Linked DNA regions of Homo sapiens: regions 1, 2, 3 and 5 are each linked to region 4. Evidence: chromatin loops called from intact Hi-C (ENCODE). Cell type or tissue: dorsolateral prefrontal cortex. All regions are shown on one strand. Region 1 overlaps ROCK2 (Rho associated coiled-coil containing protein kinase 2). Region 2 has its middle 11 kb from the start of E2F6. Region 3 has its middle 20 kb from the start of PDIA6. Region 4 overlaps GREB1 (growth regulating estrogen receptor binding 1). Region 5 has its middle 33 kb from the start of E2F6.

Evidence for each region. A loop is a pair of places that touch in the nucleus more often than their neighbours do. Peaks named below come from ENCODE experiments on the same cell type or tissue, not always from the same donor. Only the 100,000 strongest peaks of a DNase experiment are listed, where the experiment ranks them.
Region 1: it touches region 4 in a loop (4-fold over the local background); 23 of 110 quality-filtered maps call a loop at or near these places.
Region 2: it touches region 4 in a loop (9-fold over the local background); 104 of 110 quality-filtered maps call a loop at or near these places.
Region 3: it touches region 4 in a loop (3.0-fold over the local background); 23 of 110 quality-filtered maps call a loop at or near these places.
Region 5: it touches region 4 in a loop (5-fold over the local background); 22 of 110 quality-filtered maps call a loop at or near these places.

The regions. Positions count from the first base shown.
Region 1 is chr2:11,232,087-11,237,086 of GRCh38, forward strand. It overlaps ROCK2 (Rho associated coiled-coil containing protein kinase 2), which reads right to left. Exons shown (of 33, transcript NM_004850.5): 5 at 3,616-3,876. It also overlaps the pseudogene RNU6-1081P. Among named protein-coding and RNA genes, the nearest start is that of SLC66A3, 79 kb to the left of the region's middle. In dorsolateral prefrontal cortex, a CTCF peak has its summit at 2,432 (motif pointing right); no DNase peak of the experiment used is centred here.
Region 2 is chr2:11,475,064-11,480,063 of GRCh38, forward strand. No RefSeq gene overlaps it. Among named protein-coding and RNA genes, the nearest start is that of E2F6, 11 kb to the left of the region's middle. In dorsolateral prefrontal cortex, CTCF peaks have their summits at 3,044 (motif pointing right) and 3,273; a DNase peak (open chromatin) is centred at 3,048.
Region 3 is chr2:10,830,589-10,835,588 of GRCh38, forward strand. It overlaps a transcript of PDIA6 not described here. Among named protein-coding and RNA genes, the nearest start is that of PDIA6, 20 kb to the left of the region's middle. RefSeq lists enhancers at 542-1,042, 4,677-5,000. In dorsolateral prefrontal cortex, CTCF peaks have their summits at 1,909 (motif pointing right), 2,111 and 4,902 (motif pointing right); DNase peaks (open chromatin) are centred at 1,933, 3,723 and 4,903; H3K4me3 peaks cover 1,248 bases; H3K27ac peaks cover 2,440 bases.
Region 4 is chr2:11,582,232-11,587,231 of GRCh38, forward strand. It overlaps GREB1 (growth regulating estrogen receptor binding 1), which reads left to right. Exons shown (of 33, transcript NM_014668.4): 8 at 2,930-3,043; 9 at 3,531-3,674. It also overlaps the pseudogene RN7SL674P. Among named protein-coding and RNA genes, the nearest start is that of MIR4429, 44 kb to the left of the region's middle. RefSeq lists an enhancer at 512-806 and a silencer at 2,185-2,274. In dorsolateral prefrontal cortex, CTCF peaks have their summits at 667 (motif pointing left), 867, 2,220 (motif pointing left) and 2,439; DNase peaks (open chromatin) are centred at 670, 2,180 and 2,569; H3K27ac peaks cover 2,675 bases.
Region 5 is chr2:11,496,743-11,501,742 of GRCh38, forward strand. It overlaps a transcript of GREB1 not described here. Among named protein-coding and RNA genes, the nearest start is that of E2F6, 33 kb to the left of the region's middle. RefSeq lists enhancers at 1,455-2,240, 2,241-3,026, 4,066-4,235. In dorsolateral prefrontal cortex, no CTCF peak of the experiment used is centred here; DNase peaks (open chromatin) are centred at 2,039 and 2,589; H3K4me3 peaks cover 1,278 bases; H3K27ac peaks cover 3,970 bases.

The sequences.
Region 1 (5,000 bases), 350 kb before region 4:
CAGTCCCTTCTGTAAGTGGATGAGAATAAAACTATGGACATTTCTTTTTTTTTTTCAGACAGGGTCTTGCTCTGTCGCCCAGGCTGGAGGGCTGTGGCCTGGCACGATCTCGGCTCACTGCAACTTCCACCCCCTGGGTTCAAGCAATTCTCATGCCTCAGCCACCCAAGGAGCTGGGATTACAGGCATGCACCATCACGCCTGGCTAATTTTTCTGTTTTTAGTAGAAACGGGGGTTCACCTTGTTTCCCAGGCTGGTCTCGAACTCCTGGCTTCAAGCAGTCTGCCCACCCTGGCCTCCCAAAGTGCTGGGATTACAGGTGTGAGCCACCACAGCTGGCCAAAACTATGGACATTTCTAATGGCTTTGGTATAGTAACAATAATCAAACAAAGGCACATGAAGTGTTGAGCCTTAAACTTGCAATAAGACTATTCATGTTAAAAACTAATAGAAAATTATAAATCCAATGTACTATAGTTTTTAATAAAAAACTCTTTTGTTCTTAAACATTGTATAATTATCCTTAGTATTGCTTGAGGAATGGAGATCTGGGGTAAAACAACATTTTAAAAGTTCAGTATTTGTTAAAGAACACCTTTGACTACATCAGAATGAAGGAGTTCTATTCAAACAAAGGAAGGCATAGATGGGTAACACAATGGAAGATGATATCAGCAATATCTATGGAATCACTATCTAGATTATATAAGCAATCCCTGTACATGAACAAGAAACCAATTTAAAAGAGTTAAAAGATATAAACAGGTAATTCACAAAACAGAAATGACTGACAAATATATGAAGAGAGGTTTGTCATCATTAGTTACAAGATTAACATAACTGGTCAGGCACAGTGCCTCACACCTGTAATCCCAGCATTTTAGGAGGCTGAGGCAGGAGGATCACTTGAGCCCAGGAGTTTGAGATCAGCCTAGGCAACATAGAGAGATACTGTCTCTATGAAATATTAAAAAATGAACCAGGCATGGTGGTGTACGCCTGTTGTCCCAGCTACTCAGGAGGCTAAGGAGGGAGGATCCCTTGAGCCCAGGGGTTTCGGGCTACAGTGAGCTATGATTACACCACTACACTCCAGCCTGGGCAATAGAGGAGACCGTGTCTACAATAACAACAAAAAAAGATTAATGTAATTTTTACAAATCTTATTTATTTTTTTCTTGGCAACCTTAGTCCAATAAGATGAACATAATTGTTTAAAGATACTACTGTATATCAACGGAACTGGTAACCCTTAGAGAACTGAATAGTAAGTGTTAGCAAGGATATGGGGAGACAAGATCTCTCATGTACTAGTAGTAAGTAGTTAGAAACATTCACAGCCATTCTGGAGATCGGGCAATTCTTTCTTTATGTACCCTCTGATGTAGTAGTTTCACTTCTATGTTTATATTTAGAGAACCCCCTGTAAGCATATACATGGGACATATATAAAGATGTTCAAGATAGTATTGTTGTTAGCAGGGATTTGGAGGTGACCTAGAAATCGAACATCCAAGGAATAATAAGGTAAATTGATTGATAGATACTATGGAATACTAAGCAGCAGAAAGAAGCAATGAACTAACTGACATCAGGGAGAGATATAAAAACAATGCTGAGTAACAACAGCAAACAAAATGACATCTATATCAAGATACTGTTTATACCAGCTAAGAACATATAGTACACTATACTAATAATCTGCAAAAACGTATGGTGAACATATACTAGCTATCTATTAGGGAGAGGAAAGACAGAATGAGACAGAAACTGAATGGAGGAAAATATAAAATAAAAGCAAGATGAGGCCTTCGTGTTGACTACTCATGACAATAAACTATGAACCAAGGAGTATAATTAACTCAACTGTCTGTATCTGAGTTTAAAAACAGTAAACCGTGCTCACTTAGGCAGCACATATACTAAAATTAGAATGATACAGACAAGATTAGCATGGCCGCTGCACAAGCATAACATGCAAATTCTTGAAGCAGTCCATATTTTTTAAATTTATTAAAAATAATAAATAAAAATAAATAAAAGTAAAAATAGTAAACAAAATTAGGCCATGTTTTACTTTGCCTTATAAAGAGACAATTTAAGTATTTGCTTACATGCTTATACAATTATTCTGTAGGTACCATATTCTATCCCGTTCCCCATATTCTTCTTCTCTACACCTTGCTCTCCTTAACCACCCTTATCTTCCCTAAAAATATGTGGTATGATTTATTTGTCTGTACCCTAGTGCCAAAAGTTTTTGGTTTAATGAAAATCGCAATACATTCATGGAAGTACAACACAAAAACATCTTCTCTTATGTATAGCAGACATAAGTTTAGCATTCTATTAGGAAATTATTTCATACTTCATTTTCATTAAAGATAATTTGCACTGTTAATCATTTCACACTATATTATACCAAATACCACAAGAGGGAGCTTTGGGTACAATAAAAAACTCCACCTATTAAACATTGATTAAGGGTTGCAGAATATAACAGACTCTATCAAAAAGACCAAAAATATATAGGGATATTAAGTTCTAGCTGGATAGATTAAGATAGACAAAAATGGCCCATAAAGTATAGCACAAATTCTGACTATGTGAGGAAATTATGGACATTATGACATTAAAGAATGATCAGTCAGGTCAGGATTATCAGAAGGAACCTTAAAGCCGAGGTAAAATCTGAGATGAGCTTAGAAGTTGGAATGCTGATGAAGGTAGAATGATCAATAAAAGTGAATGTCATACAGGTGGCATGAACAAGTTAAGAGGTAGAGAGAAAATTACCTTAACTCAAAATAAACATTTGACTAGGTAACTACCAAGAAATAAGATTGGCTTTATAAGCATACTGGAAAGTTATAAAAAACATACAAAAGATGAAATACAGTTTGCTGTCAATATATATTAACATTTATAAGTCGACTCCTAGGACCAACAGGGTAATACAAAGGAAACAGAACCGATCCCTCTCCATCAAGAATTACTTACTGCACACTTACAGAGAAAAGGGCAAGATATATAAATTTTACAACCAAAATAAATCAGTATCATAATTAGCTACGAGGTTAATGCCACTGAACCTATCAATCATAATATGAATTGATCAACAGGTAAAGCATCGGAACAGATGATGTTCCCAAATTTATTCTGTGTGGTTGATGCAGAGGGAGTGACGAGGAGGTTGTAACATAAATTTCTTTACTTACTTTTACCTCCTCTTAAAGAAAAAAATGCAGAAGTAACAATGGTGGTGAAAATACCTATTTACCTTAATTTAGATTTTGTGTCCTTCTTCACCTAAATTATACATATGAACCGGTTTTGATTGGTAGCAAATGCTTGTCAACAGTCTATGAGGAAGATAACTAAGCTAAGTTTTTATTTCTCTTGATAAGTACTCTACAGCTACATAAATGATTACAAAAGAAATGTTTTAAGTTGGTTAAGGAAATGTTTTAAGTTGGTTATATCTTGTTTGGGTGCTATACAGTTATGAAAACTAAATTTACCTTTGTTCAAAACTATGAAGACCTGACTTAAAGTATTTCATTTATTTCTGTCCCTCAAAACACTATCGTTTTAAATAATTTGCTTACTTACTTCATCCATCTTCATACACGTGCCAAAATCTGCTAATTTTAGATGTCCATGTTTATCCAAGAGCATGTTGTCAGGCTTCACATCTCTGTGTATTAAACCCATGGAGTGTATTGCATCCAGAGCAAGAACAACTTCAGCAGTGTAAAATTTGGCCCATTTTTCAGGCACATCATAATTACTCATAAGGTTTACAAGGTCTCCACCAGGCATGTACTCCATTACCATGTACAGATACCTATCATCTTGAAAGGCATAAAAAAGCTGGAAAACAAAAGGAAAAGGAAAAATTTTTAAAAACCCAAACCAAAAATCATAATCAGAACAAAAATTTAAAAAACTATTATTACTATTGAAAAAGGCAAACTATTTTATAACCAAAACTAAAATTTATGAGATCTTTTATTTTAGACTCAGGCGTATGTAATGGATAAACAGTATCAGACAAAATTTTTATATGGGTACCTTATTCAAGCATAAATGAATATTTCCCCTCATGGAGAACACAATACAAAAGAAACTATTTAAATAGAAACATTTAAGAAAGAAACAAACAGGAATAAGGAACATTAAAGGTGAAAGAATGACAGAAGAATTCACTATAATTTAAAAAAAACAGCTTTCTGAACAAACTACTGCACCTAACTCACACAGAAAAGAGCAGAGGAGGTAGGAGCAATTTAAAAAAATCTAGAGATACTAGATTCAACGGACACAAGAAGAGGGAATAAGCCCCATATCAATGGAAAGAATGAGTCACTGGTAGCCATATTTGGAAGACGCGTAACTCTTCTCTCCCCTTCCCCATCACCTTGTTCATGATAAACAAGAGACATTCAGTTTACTGAGACTATAGCAGTAGCATTGGGACCAGAGAAAGAAGATACCAGTCCAGGTTGCTACTGACCCCCCAAACAGACAGAGAAACCACAATGTCTGAAGAAAACCTATCTGTACATTCTACCAAACAGTATGTCACACCCCTCCCAGAAACAAGCAATGCAAACACAAGTCTTCCACAGACAAACAGGGAAAAGATAAAACTAAGAATCAATATTTGAGAAAAACCAACATCATGAAATAGAGAAAACAGCAATTTGAGAAACAAAAATAATACTCAAGGAAATGTTTAATAGGACAAACCGAAGACAGCTTTAAAAATGTAAAATCAACCAGGCGTGGTGGCTCACACCTGTAATGTCACCACTTTGGGAGGCCGAGGCAAGTGGATCACCTGAGGTCAGGAGTTCGAGACCAGCCTGGCCAACATGGTGAAACCCCGTCTCTACTAAAACTATAAAAAATTAGCCAGGCGTAGTGGCAGGCACCTGTAATCCCAGCAACTTGGGAGGCTGAGGCAGGAGAACTGCTTGAACCCCGGAGGCGGA
Region 2 (5,000 bases), 110 kb before region 4:
GCGCCATCTCATCTCACTGCAATCTCCGCCTCCTGGATTCAAGTGATTCTCCTGCCTCAGCCTCCTGAGTAGCTGGGATTACAGGCGTGTACCACCACACCCAGCTAATTTTTTTGTATTATTAGTAGAGACAGGGTTTCACCATGTTGGCCTGGATGGTCTCGATCTCCTGACCTTGTGATCTGCCCGCCTCAGCCTCCTGAAGTGCTGGGATTACAGGCATGAGCCACCGCACCTGGCCAATTTGTTAAAGATTTTACCAGGCCGGGTATGGTGGCTCATACCTGTAATCCCAGCACTTTGGGAGGCAGAGACAGGCAGATTGCTTGAGCCCAGGAGTTCAAGACCAGCCTGGGCAACAAAATAAGACTCCCATCTCTACAAAAAATATAAAAATTAACCAGGCATGGTGGCACACACCTGTAGTCCCCAGCTATTTGGGAGGCTGTAAGGTGGGAGGATCACTTGAGCCCAGGAGTTTGAGGCTGCAGTGAGCCGTGATTGCACCACTGCACTCCAGCCTGGGCAACAGAGTGAGATCGTGTCTCAAAAAAAAAAAATTACCAAAGTTTCATTGGTAATAATTCAGATGAATCATTTCAATTTTTCTTTTGCATTTTCTGTGGTAGGGGTATATATTACAAAAATTCATTTGAATTAATTGTGTTGAAAGAGGAATACAGTCAACAAGCTTAAAATCTTTTGTTTTGCTAAGTAGTCATGTATCATTTACATAATTAAAAAAATTACAGTACCTTCTCCTAAAATAGAAAGAAAGTAGTCAAATATCAGAGAATTATCACATCATATTGGCTTCAGGCTCATGATACCAAGAAATTTTAAATATCATTAGACCTTGGAGAAATTTTGGTCAAGGCAAATTACACAAACAAAAAAACTTTAAATTTTTTTTTGAAGAGGTATATTTACATGGCTCAAAATTCAAAAGACACAAAAGAGTAACAGTGAAAAATCTCCCTTTCACTCTTGTCTCTCGGCAGTAATGTCCTCTCTTTGGAGACTATCATTGTGTTGGTTTCTCAGATATTCTTGCAGAATATTTATGCAAAAATGTTCATCTACGTTATCCTTCCCCCTTTTAGTGCACTAGTAATGTATTTTTTTCCTTCTTTCAACCTAACAAAATACCTTGCAGATTGCTCTCTGTCAGTGCAATAAATACCTTTCTTACTCTTTTTTTTTTTTTCTGGAGAAGGAGTTTTATTTTTGTTGCCCAGGCTGGAGTGCAGTGGTGTAATCTTGGCTCACTGCAACCTCCGCCTCCTGGGTTCAAGTGATTCTCCTGCCTCAGCCTCCTGAGTAGATGGGATTACAGGCACCCACCACCACACTCTGCTGTTTCGTATTTTTAGTAGAGGCAGGGTTTCACCATGTTGGCCAGGCTGGTCTCGAACTCTTGACCTCAGGTGATCCGCCTTCCTTGGCCTCCCAAAGTGCTGGGATTACAGGCATAAGCCACCACACTCGGCCCTTTCTTACTCTTTTTTATGTCTTCACAGTATTGAATTGTGTGTATACACCATAAATTAACCATGCTGTACCCCAAGACTGGACACTTAGGTTATTTCCGATATTTTGCTACTATAAATAACACTGAATATAGAATAATCTTGTGCAGATGTTACTTCATTTAAGGTTGAGTATTTCTAAAAGATAAATGGCTAGAAATGAACTACCAGGTCAGAGATACATGCATTGGTGATTTTGATCATTGGCAATTGCCAAATTGTCCTCCATAGATTATCCTACCAATTTACCTTAACTCTTTCTAGCAAGAGATAAAGGTATGGAACTATGATAAAGCAAATAAATTTTCACTCAGCTTTTAAGAAACAGCATTGTTCATTTGTATTAACACATTTCTCCAACAAAAGAATCCACATTCTTTTGGATAGAAAGAAGCTCTATATCAAAGGCTGCTAACTGCCAGAACAGTAGTTTTCTTTGCTGGTGCTATTAAAGGTTTTCAATCATTTTAGCTTAAAGTCTGACGTGGTACTGAAATGTATATATGAATTTTGGGACACATTACAATCATTCAAGTATATTATATATGTATATAGGCTGGGTGTGGTGGCTCATGCCTGTAATCCCAGCTACTTGGGATTACTTTGGGAGGCTGAAGCGGGCCAATCGCTTGAGCCAGGAGTTTGAGACCAGACTGGGCAACAAGGCAAAACCCCATATCTACAAAAAATACAAAAATTAGCTGGATGTGGTGGTGCACGCCTGTACTGCTAGATACTTGGGAGGCTGAGGTGGCAGGATCAATTGAGCCCAGGGGACCAAGGCCACAGTGAGCCATGATGCCACCACTGCACTCCAGCCTGGGTGACAGAGTGAGACTCTGTCTCAGAAAACAACAAACACACAACAAAACATGTATATAATGTACCTCGTGTATATTACACACTATCACGTGCCTTAAAGAATGAAATCCCAAGAGGTGTTCTTTGGAGAAAAAGAGAAATCGGATGACGAGGTTAAGTGTGATGGGTACAGACATCCACTGTGATATTGTTTTCTACCCTTTGTGTTTTCTTGTCCTATGTAATTTGTTCTGTAACTGCCATTAGAGATCAAGAAGGTGGTCCTTAAATGTTGCTACACACCTGACAGAAAGGTGTATTTCTATGTATGTTATTGGAACAACAGAGTTTCTTCCCATTCAAACGTTTATATAATTTCATCTTCTTTGGTTATTGGGAGCCCAGGTCTAGTGTGCACCCACACTGCACCCAGATTTTTAAAGAAAGTTCCATCAGAGGTGAATTACTACCTTCTATTCTTGAATTCTATGCAAATACTATCTAGTTTGTTAGATAATGTCTTCTTGATTATTAAATGTTCACGTCTCAGGCACTACCCCATGAACTATATTGGTTGCATCAAATTCATTTTGCCCCCCTGATTCCTTCCTCTGTTTTATCTAATATTTAATGTCAACCAAGATGCTTTTGGTAGTGCTGCTACCAGCTGGTCAATCATTTGCAAATGTGTAGTGAAGTCAAAGTGCTCTCCACCAGGTGGCGCACTTTCACCTTAGGGAGTCCATTGAATGGAGCCCTTGAATTTTGGGTGACCAGTATTCCTGATAAGATCCAGGTGAGGATCTTATCCCCTCCCTTACCCCCTCCCTTGGTGGGGAGAGGGGTGCAGTTGGATTTGAGTTCAAGGTTTCTAATGAGGAAATGCCACATCTAGGCTTCAGATTTACTACTGATCAAGATGGAGTTTAGTATTTCTGGTCTAAACCTCACTCAGAAACAAGCCAAACCCGAACCTTACTGCTATGGGTCAAATTGTGTCCTATTTGTGCCAGGACCCTTCCAAAATTCATATGTTGCAGTTCTAACTGGTACCTCAGGATGTGACCTTATTTGGAGAGAGGATCTTTTCAGAGGTAATCAAACTAAAGTGAAGTAATTAGGGCAAGTCCTGTCCCAAATGACTGGTGTGTCTTTATAACAAGAGGAAATTTGGACACAGATTTGCATAGAGGGGCCAGCCATGGTGGTTCATGCCTGTAATCCCAGCACTTTGGGAGGCTAAGGCGGATGGATCACCTGAAGTGAGGAGTTTGAGACCAGCCTGGCCAGCATGGTGAAAGCCCGTCTCTACTGAAAACACAAAAATTAGCTGGGCATGGTGCTGCATGCCTGTAATTCCAGCTACTCAGGAGGCTGAGGCAGGAGAATCACTTGAACCTGGGAGGCGGAGGTTGCAGTGAGCTGAGATCATGCCACTGTACTCCAGCCTCGCTGACAGAGTGAAGACTCAGTCTAAAAAAAAAAAAAATTTGCATAGAAGGAAGGCAATGTGGAGAGACTCAGGGAGAAAGCCATTTACAAGCCAAGAAGAGAAGTCTGGGACAGATCCTCCCTCACAGCCATGAGAAGGAACCAACCTACTCACATCTCAATGCCGGGCTTCTAGCCTCCAAATGGGAGACAATAGATTTCTATTGCTTAAGCCCCTCCGTCTGGAGCACTTTGTTATAGCAGCCCTAGCAAACGAATGCACCTTCCCATCCACATTTTGGGACAATTTAAGCAAGCTAGGTGGAGGGGTGTGAAAATGTGTGGATGGTAGAAAGAAAAAGGTATGAGAAGTGTTGGGTCTGCACAAAACAGAAATACAGGTGCAAACAGACCATATGTATCCAGCAGAGAACTGTTTGTGCGACAAAGCGTGTTTGTGGGTGAGAGTATGGATATGTGTGAAAAAGAGCCATGTGTATGCTTGAAGCACGAGTACTGCATGCATTTAAGGAAGTAGATATGTGTACGGAATCAACATGCATAGCACATGCACCGTTACGTAAGACACGTAAGGGGGAAATGTGTGTGAGAATGTGTATGTGTGAGGGAGAGAACAATGTGTGTGTGTGTGTGTGTGTGTGTGAGAGAGAGAGAGATTCTTTAGGATAATGCTGGCAAAGACACAAAGGTCAGAAGAGAGCCACCTCTAACTGCTTTGCCCACCCCGCCGTTTTTGGGGAAGGCCTCTGCTTATTGAATGGGCTTGGAGAGAGACGGCTCCTTTGCAAGTTACAGGTTGGCCACCAAAGTTTTTTAGCTCGGCCCCATTCTTGTCAACATTTTAAACCGGGCTAATTCAGCTCATTTAAGAAACTATCTTGAAATGACTTTTCCAAGTTTTGGTTCAAGTTCAATAAAGACATAAAACAAGTGGGTCAGGTTCCAGGAAAAACATAATCATTTGTACTTGTGTGCTTGTATTTAAATCAATGAACTAGGAGCGGGGAGGTGATTCATTAAATAAGAAAATAATAAACAACTTTTCATCGAATCTCATTTGTTTTCTTAGCTGAGAAAAGAATTACATTAATTAGTTCTACCAACTAATGAATTCTTAGTTGGTAGGAGTTTATGCATTTCTAAAATTCATTATAGATATTCAAAAATAGGATTAAATGGTTTCTCTCAAAGTCATTGTATTAATTAGTTAAGGTATGG
Region 3 (5,000 bases), 750 kb before region 4:
CTCTCTCAAAAATAAAATCCAAAACCCAGCCCATGAGGGCAAAGCAATTTTGTAGGAGATACTTAAGTCTTCAGTTAAAGTGAGAAATTAGTTCAAGGAAATAGGGAGAATGTGGCCTCAGACTTAGAGCTGAACTGAACTGCCCCTCCAGGCCCTCGGGTCACCCCCTGCGCGGGCGTGGCTGTGCCCCTGGACACACGGGGACTCCACCTGCGCAGAGTGGGCTGGAGCTGAGGTCTGCCTGGTGCCACCCCCGCCGGCTGGTGGCTCAGGAGGCACACGGGGCACTTCTGTGGTCTCCTTGGGCGCTTGGCCACGTCAGCTTTTCAGAACATTCAGTTCCTCCCCACTTAGCCTCTCTGTCTCCCTCCTAGGGAGAAATGAGCTCCCTCCTGCACCGGCCCAGCCCCTCACTGTCCCTGAGCCACAGGGGCTGGCGGGGAGGGCCCTTGTGGGAGCGCAGCGGACTCCGCTCTGCTTCCAGCCGCTGGTGAGACCCCCCTTCTCTCTTTCCGGGATTCCTTGACTGCAGTGGGTTTGGGTTGGCCTCACCCTTGGCACTTGGAGCCGCAGATGAGTCTACTGTGATAGGGCGGGCGTTGATGAGCGCTGTGACCACTTGCCCCCACCTACTTAGCCTTCCCCTTGACCCCGTGGCCAGGGCTGTGGCGCTGCCCTCCTCCCGGGCCCGTGCACATTGTAGTCTACGGCACTCTCTTGACTCGGGGAAACGCAGGCTGGCTTGTTTCTGAGGGTGGCCCCCACCTGACAAAACTGCTCAGCTCACTAAGAATCAGCGGCACTGGTCACATTACTTCTCCGGCTCCTTCTCCCTGTAAGCCTCTTCTGGCATGGTGGCTGGAGCCCTCCCTTGCAGCTGCTAAGACTGCGTTTCACCCGGCAGCCCCACATCCTGGGGCAGGGGCAGGTCATCGGTCAGACCTCTGGGTAGCCTGAATGGGAGGTGTCGTCAGCTGCTGATTTGGGTGCAATAAGCAGCTTTCAGATCCAGCTACGATGTGCCCCTCGCCTCCACACCCTGCCTGGCAGACACAAGTAATCTGCTCACTGGACAGGATTGGCCTTCACTGAACACGAGTTAATTGATACCAACGTCTCCTTCATCGCGTGATTGTGTGTCTGACAGATTCTAGGGCCTGACAGGATGCAGTTTCCAAGCGGAACCCAGCTCCCGGCCGTAGTCATCCTCCTCCTCCCAGCCACCTTCCTGGACCCCTGCTGTCCTGCCTTGGGCAGCCAGTCATGGGGTGTGAATGTCCTCTCCTTCCTCTCCCCTCAAACCTCTCTCTCCTCATGTGCCAGGCTCTCTGCTGGGCGCTGAGGGCAGAGGCGGGCAAGCCAGGGTCCCCTGGAGCTATGATGGTGCCACTGCACTCCAGCCTGGGTGACAGAGCAAGACCCTGTCTCAAAAAAAAAAAAAAAAAAAAAGAGGAGAGAATTCATTTCAACAGATATTTACTGAGCACCTATGATATTCCAGGCACAATTCGAGGTGGTGGAATATGGCGGGGAGTGAAATAGACAACAATCCTGCCAGCAATGTTGAACTGGAACACACCCACCCAGCATCCCAACCCCAGGCACATACTCACCCCACGGGCGTGTGAATTCACCGAAAGGCAGGCTTAAGAATGCTCACAACAGCAGAACTGGCCAGATCCCAAACTGCAAACCGCCCAAATGCCCATCAGCAGTGGAAGGATAAATTGTGTTCTGCTCACACAGTGCAATGCAGTGCAGCCGTGAGAATGAGCAAACTGCAGCTGCAGATATCCTCGCCATCTACGCCTCACAAACACCACCTGGTGGGATTCTATTAATTCCTGTTTGAAGCACGAGGCCAGGAGACCTAACCTTGCAGCGGGCACCCTCGGTTGAGTAGTGACAGGAAGTGACCGCAAGGGGGCGCTCTGCCCTTGCTCTGCGCAGGCTGCTGCGGGGATGCGTGTGGGATTTGAGCTGTGCGCTCAGGACTCGTGCGCTTTTCTCTGTATGTGCTGTACTTAGATACAATATTTACACTAAAAAATCGGGGCTGTGGTGGACCGAAGGGCCCAGGCTCAGGCCCTGGGCTGGCTGAATCCTGCAGTCAGCATCTCCCGCCTCGGTCTTCCTTCCAGGAGGTCGGGTCCAGGGCAGAAGAGGGCGACCCCAGATGAGGCATCTCCTGAGGGGAGGGGCAGCTGGCTTGGAGGCCAGGCTGTGGCTTGCCACAGGAACAGGGTAAGGAGGCGGTGAGGATCACCTGGGCCCCCAGGGACATTTGGCGGACGCAGAAAAGGCAAGGTCGAGGCCAGCGCTGGTCCCACCCCCCGCCCCCCCAGCCACTGAGACCCGCAGAAGCCGGGACTCTGGAGGCTCCCAGAACTCCAGCCCTCTGGGGTCACTCTCCTTAAAAGGCCAAGTGATGGGTGGGAGGGAGCTCACAGATGATATTGGGGCATGGAGAAAGGCCAGGAGTCCCCATTTCCCAGAGGCAGAGCAGTCAGAAAGCATCCCCTCCCCTGCCTGGACAGGTGTCCATGTAGAGCCCAGGCTCTGTGTCAGGGACAGCCCCGCTCCCTCGACAGGCCAGTTCCGCGGAAGGGGCCCATGTCTGTGTGGCCTCTAGTCTCACTTTGGCCAGGCTGGCTCCTGCCCTCGGGCAGGCCCAGGATCTGGGGTCTTTTTCCCTGTCCGGTCCCTCTCCTCTCCCCTCCTCCGGCTCCCGCAGTTGTTAATCATCCTTTCCCGTTTGGAATTTCCCGATCAGCAGGCCTGGGAGGCAGCTTTCTCAGGCCCCCACTTTGCTGCTGTGTCTCTGAGCTTGGTGTGTCCCCACCCCCTCTGGGGGTTTTCAGTCCATCACCACAGTGGGGTAATAAGCCTCACAGCCAAGGGGAGTGGCCCCCAGAACCTCAAAAACCCACAGCGGGCTCATTCCCTGACTTCTGCCAGGTAGAGGCGGCTGGGCCCTCTCCTCAGAACATGTTTGAGCCCCTTCTCAGAAGTTTCCAGAGTGCCAGTATGGTTGGCACCAGCCTTGTAAGCCCCTATGAATAGAGACACATCCCTCTTATACCCATACACAGATTGGAACTCCCGGAGGCAGGGCCTGGATTCCAGGGCATGTACTTGCTGTATAGTGGGCTCTGCAGGGAGATGTATGAAGTTAAGTGGATGTGGACATCGAGCCTGGAAAGGTTAAATGACATCCCCAGGGCTGGAAGCCATCAAGTGTCTGGAAGTGGAGCTTGGAGCTCGAGGTGCCAAGACCCTGAAGTGGCAGCCAGTGTCTGGTTATTGGAAGCCCCAGACGCTTGTTTAGAGAAATCTTTGCCTCCTCCCAGGTCCCACCAGTGCTCTCTGTGTTTCTCTTATCTTTGGATGTTGCCACACGGAAGCGGAATTCTAAAATAATTTCCTCTCCCTTCCCCCATCCCCAGACTTCTGAAGAAGATTTAAACTGGGCATTAGGTGTTTTCTAAATACTGTTGCAAAGTCCCAACAGCTTCTACAGTGAGAGCAACGCAGATCTGGGGAAAGATCCCAGTGAATTTGTATCTTTCTTTGGGGTCTCAGCAGCAATTGCATGATTTCAAAAGGAGGCAGTGCCTCACTCTCCTTTCAGGCTGCGCTTCTGAGCAGAGACAAAAAAGGGAACCTCTCAGGCTGGATCAAAGGCGAGCCTCTTTCTATGTGGGCCACGGATGCTGCCTGCAGCAGTGTGCTTTGGAGAGAAAGACCCTCTCTGTGGAGAGGGAACATTCTGGACACGTGTGCCCTTCTCCTGTGAGGCTTCCCTCCCTCCCTGGGGCTGGCCACCCTCCCTCCCTCCTTCCACGGAGGCCTGGCCTCTCTGTGGCACTGCCCCTCACCCCTCTGGGCTGCAGTGACTCCCAGAGGTGGGATCTCATTGGTCCCTGAGCGCCTGGCAGGACTGACAGGGTGCTTAGTAAACCCTTGTGGCCTGGATGCAGGCCGAGGCTCCTGTGGCCTGGGAGGGTCCAGGTCCTTCTTTGTTATGAACACTAAGAGGCAGGTCTCCTCCCTTCCCTGCCTCAGACACACAAGGGACACTTGATGTGTTTGTGGAGTGAACTAATTTCTCTCCCTCCCTCCCTCCCTCCCTCCCTTCCTTCCCTCCTTCCTTCCTTCCTTCCTTCCTTCCTTCCTTCCTTCCTTCCGTTCTTTCTTTTGACAGAGTCTGCTCTGTTGCCCAGGATGGAGTGCAGTGGTGTGATCTTAGCTCACCGCAACCTCCGCCTCCCAAGTTCAAGAGATTCTCTTGCCTCAGCCTCCTTAGTAGCTGGGATTACAGGCACGCACCACCATGTCCGGCTAATTTTTTGTATTTTTAGTAGAGACAGGGTTTCACCATGTTGGCCAGGCTGGTCTCGAACTCCTGATCTCAAGCGATCCACCTGCCTCAGCCTCCCAAAGTGCTGGGATTACAGGCATGAGCCACTGTGCCTGGCGTAGAGTGAACTAATTTCATAGCGTGGGTTGATGAACATGAACAGGTGGGGCGGGCCTACAGCAAGGAGCAGCACCAGCGCCTGTGTGTGTACTGTGGCCGCTGCTCGGCCCCGGGCGGTGCACTTTACCTGAACCGTCCTTCCAGGCCTCCCAAGCCATCTGCAGGAAGTGCTGTTTCCATCCCAGGCCTGAGATGGTGGAAAGGCTGGGGACTCCAGGGACACAGGGCTGGCAGGCGGGTGAGGTGGGCAAGTACCCCCGGCAGTCGGGCTCCGGAGCCCGCCTTCTTGACCAGGCCGCTGGCAGTGAGCCAGCCGGGTTCCGTTTCCATCGCGGGCCTTATCCGGGGCGTATTCCTTCCAGGTGCGGCCTCCGGGGAAGCCCAGTCCCCAGCCTGGAGGTGACGAGGCCGGCGCACCCACCAGGGGTCGCTGCAGGCAAGAGCTGGAGGCCTGAAGGCAGGTGGGGCCCAGGGAGCCGGCCCGGCACACTCGGATACACAGCTTTAGGTGTGCCAGATC
Region 4 (5,000 bases):
GGTGGCCTTGGGAAGCCTTCTGTGTGGGACTGACTGTATTTTCCTTGCCATGCTCCGTGGAGGGGTGTGGGAGATGGAGCTCCTCCAAATTGCCTAGGGGAACACGAGCCGTTCCAGAATCTGGCTCCAGCCCACCTGCCGAACCTCATTCCCTGCTATTTTGGCTACCCTGGGCAGTTGAGCTCCCCCACCCCCATGGCCCCATCCTCCTGTCTCCATGCTCTGTGCCTGCGTCCCGGCTCTGGGCTGCTCTCTCCACCCGCCTATTAAATCGCCTTTCTGAGGTTAGTTCAGGGGGCACCTGCTCTGTGCAGGAGGGCCCCCTGTGAGCTCACGGGGCTCCCAGCCGTCCCAGGCTCAGTCCCGCAGCCACATGTGGCCATCGGGGCCTCGGCGCTGTGCAGTTCCCGAGGGCAGCGCCTTGGTCATGTGCATCTTGGAGCCGCTGGTACCAGCTGCTGGGGAGCTCCGCCAGAGGGCATGACGCTGGCTGGGTTGAGTTGCGTTGAGCACAGCTGAAGTGTCGGAGTTCCTGGGCCTTCTCCTCTGCTCTGGGGAGAGAGCTCAAAATCAATTTTTAAGAAACTGCGTCTAATACCACATGGAGTTTACTGAAGCCTAGAGTCCTGTCACTCACTGGTTCGCAATGGAGAAGTGCTGCCCCCTGGGGGCGGGGGTAGGAAATGTTCTGGTAAAGGATGGATTTGTTGTCCCAGGCCCAGGGTCTTACTGGCATTTGGTGCTGGGACAGAGCGGGCAGGATGCACAATGTCCCGCACCAAACAGGCTACATAATGAGTCATCTCCAAAAAATGCCAAATAGTACCTCCCCAAGAGACATTTTGAGAAATAGTTGATCCACATTGGTACCATGGGAGCAGTTCCTGGTGACATCATTTGGGAAGAGCTCACGGGCTTAGGGTCTATTTAGAACTATTTATAGGGTTATCTTCCCAAAGTGAGAAAACATCTGCGTCTCTTCAATCCTTACTGAGATCCAATTCCAAGCCCTGTCCCCTTTGGTCGTTCAGTAGAGCTTTTAGAGGAGCTGGCTGCTTAGCCTCTGTGGGGGGTCTCCCATCGCAATTGGGGACAGATGTTTGCAGAGTCTAAGGCCTCATCCCTGCAAACAGGAAGGAGGAAAGCAGCAGCTGCGTCAGTGGTTGTTGGGAGGGCCAAAGGAGCCCACGGCTTTGAAAGCTCTTTGTAAACAAAGTACTTTATGCTTTTAACTTTTTGTTTACTTTCAGTCAGTCAAATGAAGTGATAATTTTTTTTTTGTTTACTCTTGAGAGACTCTAAAGCAATGATTCTCACCCTGCAGCGTGCTTAAAAATTACCAGGCTGGTCGGGTGCATTGGCTCACACCTATAATCTCGGCACTTTGGGAGGCTGAGCAGGCGGATCACCTGAGGTCAGGAGTTTGAGACCAGCCTGACCAACACGGTGAAACCCTGTCTCTACTAAAAATACAAAAATTGGCCGGGTGTGGTGGTGCGCGCTTGTAATCCCAGCTACTCGGGAGACTGAGGCAGGAGAATCGCTTGAACTCAGGAGGCAGAGGTTGCAGTGAGCTGAGGCCGCGCCACTGCACTCCAGCCTGGGCAACAAGAGCGAGACTCTGTCTCGAAAAAAAAAATCACCAGGCTGGCTTACAAAGGATGGTGTTTTTTTACTGTCGTTTCCAGAGATGTGATTCTGGAGGTCAAGGCAGGGCCCAGGGACACACAGGTTTAATAGGCCCATGGGGGTTCTGTGCAGTGCCTCGGGTCACACCTGGAGAACCGTTGCTCTGATTGGTATTTCTCCACCCGGGCTGTGCGTTAGAATCAAGAAGAAGCGTTGAGATATTGGGATGCCTGGGTCCTGCTCCCATGCTGGGCTTCTGGTTTACTTGGGATGAGATTGCATCCAGACAGAGTTTTAAAAGTTTCCCGGTTGAGTTTAATGTACAGTTGAAGTTGAGACATGAATCTCTGCATGTAGGGGAAATTTTGTGTCTGGTTAGTCAAGAAACTATGGAAACCAATTCTTGATATTTTGAACCATTCACGAAGATAGTTTGAGTCATGAGCATGCTGTTGTCTAGAGTGGGCGGGGATGACTCATTGGAGTGGATGCGCTGCTCTGTACTTGATTTTTTTGAGTCTGAAATTAGCTTTCCAGGCTGGGGCAGGGAGGGGAGCACAGGTGGATCAGTACTGCCCCCAAGCGGTGGAGCTGTGGTGGTGGATCAAATACTGCTGCCGCCTGTCTGCACAAACATATTTCTCTCTTCCAGCCCTTCAGAAGTGTATTGGAATATGTCGATAACAATAATGATGGTAGTGAAGATGATGATGATGTGGGTAATTCTGGCTACCTTATTGGGTCCAAGCTCCCCACAATTCGTTGCACAAAGCACTCTACATACATTCTCTTTAGTCCTGATCAAACCACCTTTCAGAGTAGGATTTAGTGTCCTATTTTAAAGATGAAGGAGCTCGGGCTCAGAGAGAGATCGTTTAGACACACACACAACTTTGGAATGAAACATTTACAGCCGGGCGCGGTGGCGCGTGCCTGTAGTCCCAGCTACTTGGGAGGCTGAGGCTGGAGGATCGCTTGAGTCCAGGAGTTCTGGGCTGTAGTGCGCTATGCCGATCGGGTGTCCGCACTAAGTTTGGCATCAATATGGTGACCTCCCGGGAGTGGAGGACCACCAGGTTGCCTAAGGAGGGGTGAACCGGTCCAGGTCGGAATGAAACATTTACAAAAATTGACATTTCCTTATGCATAGATATTTCACTAGGTCCTTAAAACCCACGTGAATCTGTGATTAGAAAAAAAAAAACAAAACAAAACAGATCATTGTTCTCCAAACCAAGGGTAAATTTTATTGGAGCCCTGTCCTGGTGATAGCCTAATCCACACTCTGAATATTGTCTAGGTATCTTGTCAAACTCCGGGCCCCCCAAAAAACGCCACAAAGGGTGGTCTCCAGAATCTCCATCAGCTCCAGATGGTGGCTGCCCCCAAGGTGGTGGGAACAGAGCTAAGTATGGTAAGTGATGGCAGCCTTGCCCAGAATTCCAGACTTGGGTACTGGTGGTAGTGCTGCTGCCAGTTGTGTGTATGTGTGCGTGTGTGCGTGCGCACGAGTGTGAATGTGCGTGTGTACTGATGAGGGAGTTCTAAGGAGGCAGAGTTTGGTGTGACAAAAGACCTCTTTCTCACATGTTAAAATTGCTTTGCAAGGTCTAGGATCCGTGTATGATAGTGAGTTCTCTGATCCTTGAGAAATTTTAAAAGGGGCTATTTATGACTTGGCAGGGATATCGAAGAGGAGACTGAACTACTGGGGGAAGGATGGGCGGAATGAACTTAAAGGTGCCGTTGACCTTAGGAATCTGTGACTCTAAGAGTTTGGTGCTCCTGTAATCAGGGACGTTGGTCAGAGGGTAGCAGATTTGCTGGCTGGCCTGATGTCAGGTATGTGAGAGGTGGATGCCTTGTCTGATGTTTTCACTAATATTCTTGGGTGTTCCTAGAGAGCGCAGGCATGTCCTGCGTGCCGCAGGTTGGCTTGGTGGGACCAGCTTCAGTCACCTTTCCAGTGGTGGCCTCTGGAGAACCAGTGTCTGTTCCTGACAACTTGCTGAAAATATGCAAGGCCAAGCCAGTGATATTTAAAGGCAAGTACAGCAGTGCACCGAGTCGTGGGGATGGGAGAACCTAAAGGAAGGCATGAGAAACAGGCAAAAGCGAGACCTCATCCCGGTCTGACTCCAAGGGTATCCTCCTGAGACAAACCTAAAATGCTTTCCAGGGCAAGGAAAGAACAAGGCAGAGCCAGTCACTAGCTCAGCCCCTGATCAGATGCCAAGAATGATGGAGCTTGTCACAACTTTCCACAGTGGGTCCAGGTGAAATGATTCCCTGCCATGAAGTCTATTTGCCTGTTCACTCATTCTTTCCTTCGTTTGCTCAGCTTCATTGAGCTTCTGCCGTGGTCCCAGACCCGGTGCTGAGTGCCGAAGATTAGGAAAAAACAAATCACTCCCTGGCTGCAGGAGCTCCGCTCTGGTGGGTTGTCTCCTGTTATCACCCACGCCACTAGTATTTTTTGACTATGAAATCTACTTTGGTTGGGCAAAGATAGCCGTGGTCACCACTGTAGAAGCATCAAACAAAATTAGATTTGATCTGTTTTGTGCAGTGGGCTAACGTACGCTACGTGGGGGTAGACTTTTGGCTCAGCTGAAGAAATCTCTTTGATGAAGCTGGGGATGTTGCAATGGGAAACCCTGGGGGGATTCAGCAGGGCTTGGCTGGTGATATGTAGGCACCAGAATGGCTGGCACATGGCAACACACACATACATACACGCGTGGGCACGGCACACACACACCGTGCACGCAGGCCCCTCTTAAATACGTTATTATTGCATTTGGTATCATGCTTGTAGATAGAGTAGAGAGGATTGTAGGAAAGTGAGAGAAGCACCCTACTGTTAATTAAGAAATAAGAAAGAGCATGTCTTTTTCCTAAAACACAAAAACTGGACGGGGTATTCAGGAAGTAGAGTGCAACTCTGAGTTTCGACCTTAGCATGACGCAGGACCAATGACCGAGGCAGTTCCACTGGGCCCCACTGTCTACCTCAAATGAAGACCAACATTCTTTCAGTCATGTTGTGTGTGTTTTTTTACGTGGCCATGGCGTGTCTGTGGTAGGCCCGAAGACCACGGTGCTCAGGAAACAGAGCTAGGACAGGGTGCAGGGCTTGGAGGTGCAGGCAGGGCGTCACCTGCTTCTGCTTTGAGCCAGGAACCTCGGAAAAGAAAGCCCAGCAAGTCTACGTCTCACACGAGCAATCTCAGAATAGAGACTGTCCTCTCGGTTCTCAGGCGTGCTCTGCTCCCTCCGCTGCCTCTCTGTTTACACTGCACCCCTCGCTGTAAAGCCCTCGTCTCCCGGACTCCTGCTCCCCACAGCCATATGTCCAAGCCCTCCTGAGG
Region 5 (5,000 bases), 85 kb before region 4:
AGTTTCTCCCAATGATAACATTTTGCAAAACTATCATACACTATGGCAACATTGATACAGTCAAGATACAGAATAGTTCCACCCTGATAAAAACCCCTCATGTTGCTCTTTTATTTATTTTTTATTTTTTTGAGTTGGGGTCTCATTGTGTTGCCCAGGCTGAAATTCAGTAGCGTGATTATAGCTCACTGCAGCCTCGAACTGTCATGCCTGGCTAATTAAAAACATTATTTTGGTAGAGATGGGGTCTCACTTTGTTGCCCAGGCTGGTCTTGAACTCCTGGCCTCAAGTGATCCTCCTGCCTTCGCCTCCCAAAGCACTGGGATTACAGATGTGAGCCACCACGCCTGGCCTGTACTGCCCTTTTATAGCTGTGGTTAATTCTCTTTCCCACCCCTGGCAATTGGTGATCTGTTCTCTATCTCTATAATTTTGTCAATTCAAAAATATCATATAGATGGAATTATATAGTATGTGACCTTTTGAGGTTGACTTTTCTTTTTTCCTACTCATTGTAATTCTCTGGAACTTCATCGAGGTTGTTTTAAGTATCAGTGGTTCATTCCTTTTTATTGCTGAATTGTCTTTCATGATATTGATGGACCACAGTCTGTTGAACCATGAACTTGTTGAAGGATATCTGAGTTGTTTCCAGTTTTTGGCTCTTATGAATAAAGCTGATATGAACACTTGTGTACAGGTTTTTGTGTAAACATATGTTGTAATTTCTATGGGATAAATATCCAAGAGTGCAATTGCTGGGTCTTATTTTAGTTGTATTTTTAATTTTGTAAGAAACTATAAAAGAGTTTTCCAAAGTGACTGTACCATTTCACACTCCCACCAGCAATGTGTGAGGATCCAGCTTCTCTTTGTCCTTGCCAGCATTTGATGGTGTCACTGTTTTTTATTTTAGCTGTTATGATAGATGCATAGTGATGTCATATTGTGGTTTTAATTTGTATTTTCCTATTGAGTAATGACACTGAACATCTTTTCGTGACTTATTTGCCATCTGTATATCCTCTTCAGTAAAACATCTCTTCATGTCTTTCGCCCATTTTCTAATTCACTTCTTTTGCTTTGTTATACTATTGAGTGTTGAAAGTTTTAAAATATATATATTCTAAGTACTAGTCCTTTGTTGTATATGTGGTTTGCAAACATTTTCTTCCATTCTTTAGTTTGTCTTTTCATCCTCTTAACAGGGTCTTTTGCAGAGCAAAACTTTTTTTTTTTTTTTTTTTTTTTTTTTTTTTTTTTTTTTTTAAAGACAGAGTCTCACTGTGTCACCCAGGCTGGAATGCAGTGTCATGAACACGGCTCACTGCAGCCTCGACCTCCTGGCAGAGCAAAACATTTTAATTTTTATGAAGTCCAATGTATCCACTTTTTATTTTATGGATTGTACTTTTGATGTCAAATTTTAAAACTCCTTAGGCCTAGATCATAAAAAATTTGTTTTTTCCAGAAGTGTTATAGTTTTATGTTTTATGTGTAGGTCTATGATCCTTTATGAGTTAATTTTTGTAAAAGGTTTAGGTTTTGTAAAAGGTTTAGGTCAAGGTTCATTTCTTTGCCTGTAGATACCCAGTTGTTCCAGCACCATTTATTGAAAAAGCTGTCTCTCCTACAATGGATTGCCTTTGCATTTATTTATTTTAAGATTTTAAGAATTCCTGCTTTTTATTACCAAGTCAAATATATAGGGACACAACAGTACCTAAAGTTTGCATAATAAATTATGATATTCACCGATGTTCACATAGCTAATTCTAGGCTTCAAGAGGACCACAAAGAGTGTTCAGCTTCGGGACACCGTGAGTCAGAACTGGGGGGCAGTGAGGTGGGGACGTGGGTCAGGGGACAGCCAAGCTGGCCAGGTGATGGGAGTCTGAGTTCCTATGCAGTTTTGCTGCTGGGCAGCTGGGCAGCCTGCCTGCCTGGGGAGAGGGTGGTGACACTTGGCGTCCTGGGCTGATCTGGGGCACACTGACCCACGGGTGGAGCTGACCTTGTGGTAGGCACGGGCATGACTGGGCTGGGTGCCCGTTTTGTCTCCTCTGTCAGCTGCAGACTCACCGAAACTGCTGACTGATTTCAGTTGTCAGCCCCTGTGACATCTCTCCCAGCCCCAAATGTGGCGTGCAGCTGCTGGCTGCTTAAAAACCTATGCAGAGAACATGTGGAACTCAAGTGCTATTTTGGAAGTGTGGGTTTTCATTTTAAAAAATGGTTATGATTTTAAAATGCTTAATTACACAAACATGTTCCTGGTGGTGGGGGGGTGGAACATAAAAAGCACAGATAAGCAACATGTATCTGCAATCCCCATAAACACAGAATTATTATTAATTGTGGAAGGCAGATTGTCTTTTTTGTTTATTTCATTCCAAAACTCCATTCTTACTCCAGTTGGGTCATGAAGACACAAAGCTGGTTTGGAAAAAAGGAAATGTCTTTTCAATGGCTGAATCTGGAGAGAATGTTTGACACTGCTAACCATGCTGCAAATGAGGTCTTTGTGTGTGGGTGCAGGGGTCAGCCTGGGAAACAGCAACAGCAAGGGGTGGGCACACACAGGCCGGCTGCAGCCAGTGCTACGAGAATGATCTTTTGTTTCCGCTGGTCAGCCGTTCAGGATGAAGGCTGAAAACATCAAAGACATGTCTAAACACTGTTATCTGGCCATGTCCTTTGCCCTGACTGTGTAAGGGGTCTCTCTCCATGGGGAATAGAGCCCTGAGCTTAGCTTCTACTGTGCTGTTAATTTCAGGCAAGAGCAGATCAATAATATTTGCATTAGCTACTTACATCAGTCTCTTTTGTTCTGAGGAAAATTTGTTGATTTATTTATCTGATGAAAGTAATTAAAAATCACTTTCTTTACATCTCAAAAATTACATGTGTTAATTGCAGAAAACTTATAAAGCATGGAAGAATACAAAACAAAAACAAATTCCTCTACCTGGACATGACTGTTGTTAGCATTTTGGGAGATTCTTCATATCCTTTTAATGTAGATATGCACATTTTACAAAAAAGGCTATCATATTGTACATATAACTTTGCTGTAGGTCTGCTAGGAACCTGTACCCATGTCATTACTGTAAGCATTCTACTACTCAAATTTTAGTATCTGCAGATATCAGATATCCTTTTACATAATTTCTTTATATTATAGAATTGTTGCTTTAAAAAAATTGAAATGGTATTGTTGCCCTTTCTGATTAGTAAAGTATACTTTTTTTTTTTTGAGGCGGAGTCTCACTCTGTCACCCAGGCTGGAATGCAGTGGTGTCATCTCAGCTCACTGCAACCTCTGCCTCCCGGGTTCGAGCAATTCTCCTGCTTCAGCCTCCTGAGTAGCTGGGATTACAGGCATGCACCACCATGCCTGGCTAGTTTTTTAAAACTTTTATTTATTTATTTATTTGAGACGGAGTCTCACGCTGTTGCCCAGGCTGGAGTGCAGTGGTGTGATCTCGGCTTACCGCAACCTCCACCTCCCGAGTTCAAGTGATTCTCCTGCCTCAGCCTCCTGAGTAGCTGGGATTACAGGCGTGTGCCACTACGCCTGGCTAATTTTTATATTTTTAGTAGAGATGGGGTTTCACCATGTTGGCCAGGCTATTGAACTCCTGACCTCAGGTGATCTGCTCGCCTCGGACTCCCAAAGTGCTGGGATTACCGGCGTAAGCCACTGTGCCTGGCCATTTTTTTTTTTTTTTTTGATTTTTAATAGAGACAGGGTTTCACCATGTTGGCTAGGCTGGTCTCGAACTCCTGACCTCAAGTGATCCACTCGCCTTGGCATCCCAGCTGGGATTACATGCATGAGCCATTGGGCTGGCCCCAATTAGTAAAGTATTCTTATTGCAGCAACAAAAATGTTGCAAATAAAATTACCTACTTGATTTACAGGAAAGGCTTAAATGTATCCTTCAAGTAACGGACTGTTACTTACTAGGGAAGATGGTTTCAGCAGTTGGGAAAGCGGAACCACAGAGCTTTACTCAGTTTTCATAAGCAAATAATGGGGACTTTACATATTGACAGCAGGGAATGGTAAGATTCCCAACCAACTGCGGCATTTCTGTGAGAGCAAGTCAGAGTAAGAGGAATGGCAGAAGAAACGAAACAGAAAGTGGAGAGAGTGACAGGCAAACTGCAGTTGGGTTAAATGAGATATGAGAAAGGTTAGCAGTTCAGGAGACACCATTTCACTCCCCAGTTCAAGCTATGATGTGACTTTAATGTGGTACAGAGCCAGGGTCCCTTCTCAGGGTCTTACATGAGGTAGTGACAAGCTCTGTCTTTCCTCCACTGCCCAGTCCCTTGAGGGTAGGAATCAGGGATCCATCATCTGGGCACCCATGGGACCTGAACTGAGTACTGCAGCTTCGGCCAGTGAACACATTCAGTTTTTTTTCCTGGAGGGACACTCTTTAATCAGCTGTGTTCCCTACTGACTTTGCATTTATCAATGTCATGTCATAGGTATTTTGAGTACATCGAAGCAGTGGTGGTGGGGAGCTGAGAGGCAGAAGGGTGGGCCTGAGAGGGCAGGTGGGATTCTTGATCCTGAAATGTTTTAGACACATTTGCTGCAGATCTCCGAGTTACCATGACCCAGCTCATTAAAGACAGAAGGTGCTGCGTTTTTTTGAGATGGAATCTCTCTCTGTTGCCCTGGCTGGAGTGCAGTGGTGCGATCTTGGCTCACTGTAACCTCTGCCTCCCAGGTTCAAGCGATTGTCCTGCCTCAGCCTCCCAAATAGCTGGGACTACAGGCACGTGCCACCATGCCCGGCTAATTTTTGTATTTTTAGTAGAGACGGCGTTTCACTTTGTTGGCCAGGCTGGTCTCGAACTCCTGACCTCAGGTGATACACCTGCCTTGGCCTCCTAAACTGCTGGTATTACAGACATGAGCCACTGCACCTGGCCAAGGTGCTGTTTTTATATGCTGTTTTGTATCTTTTAGGAAGATAATTTC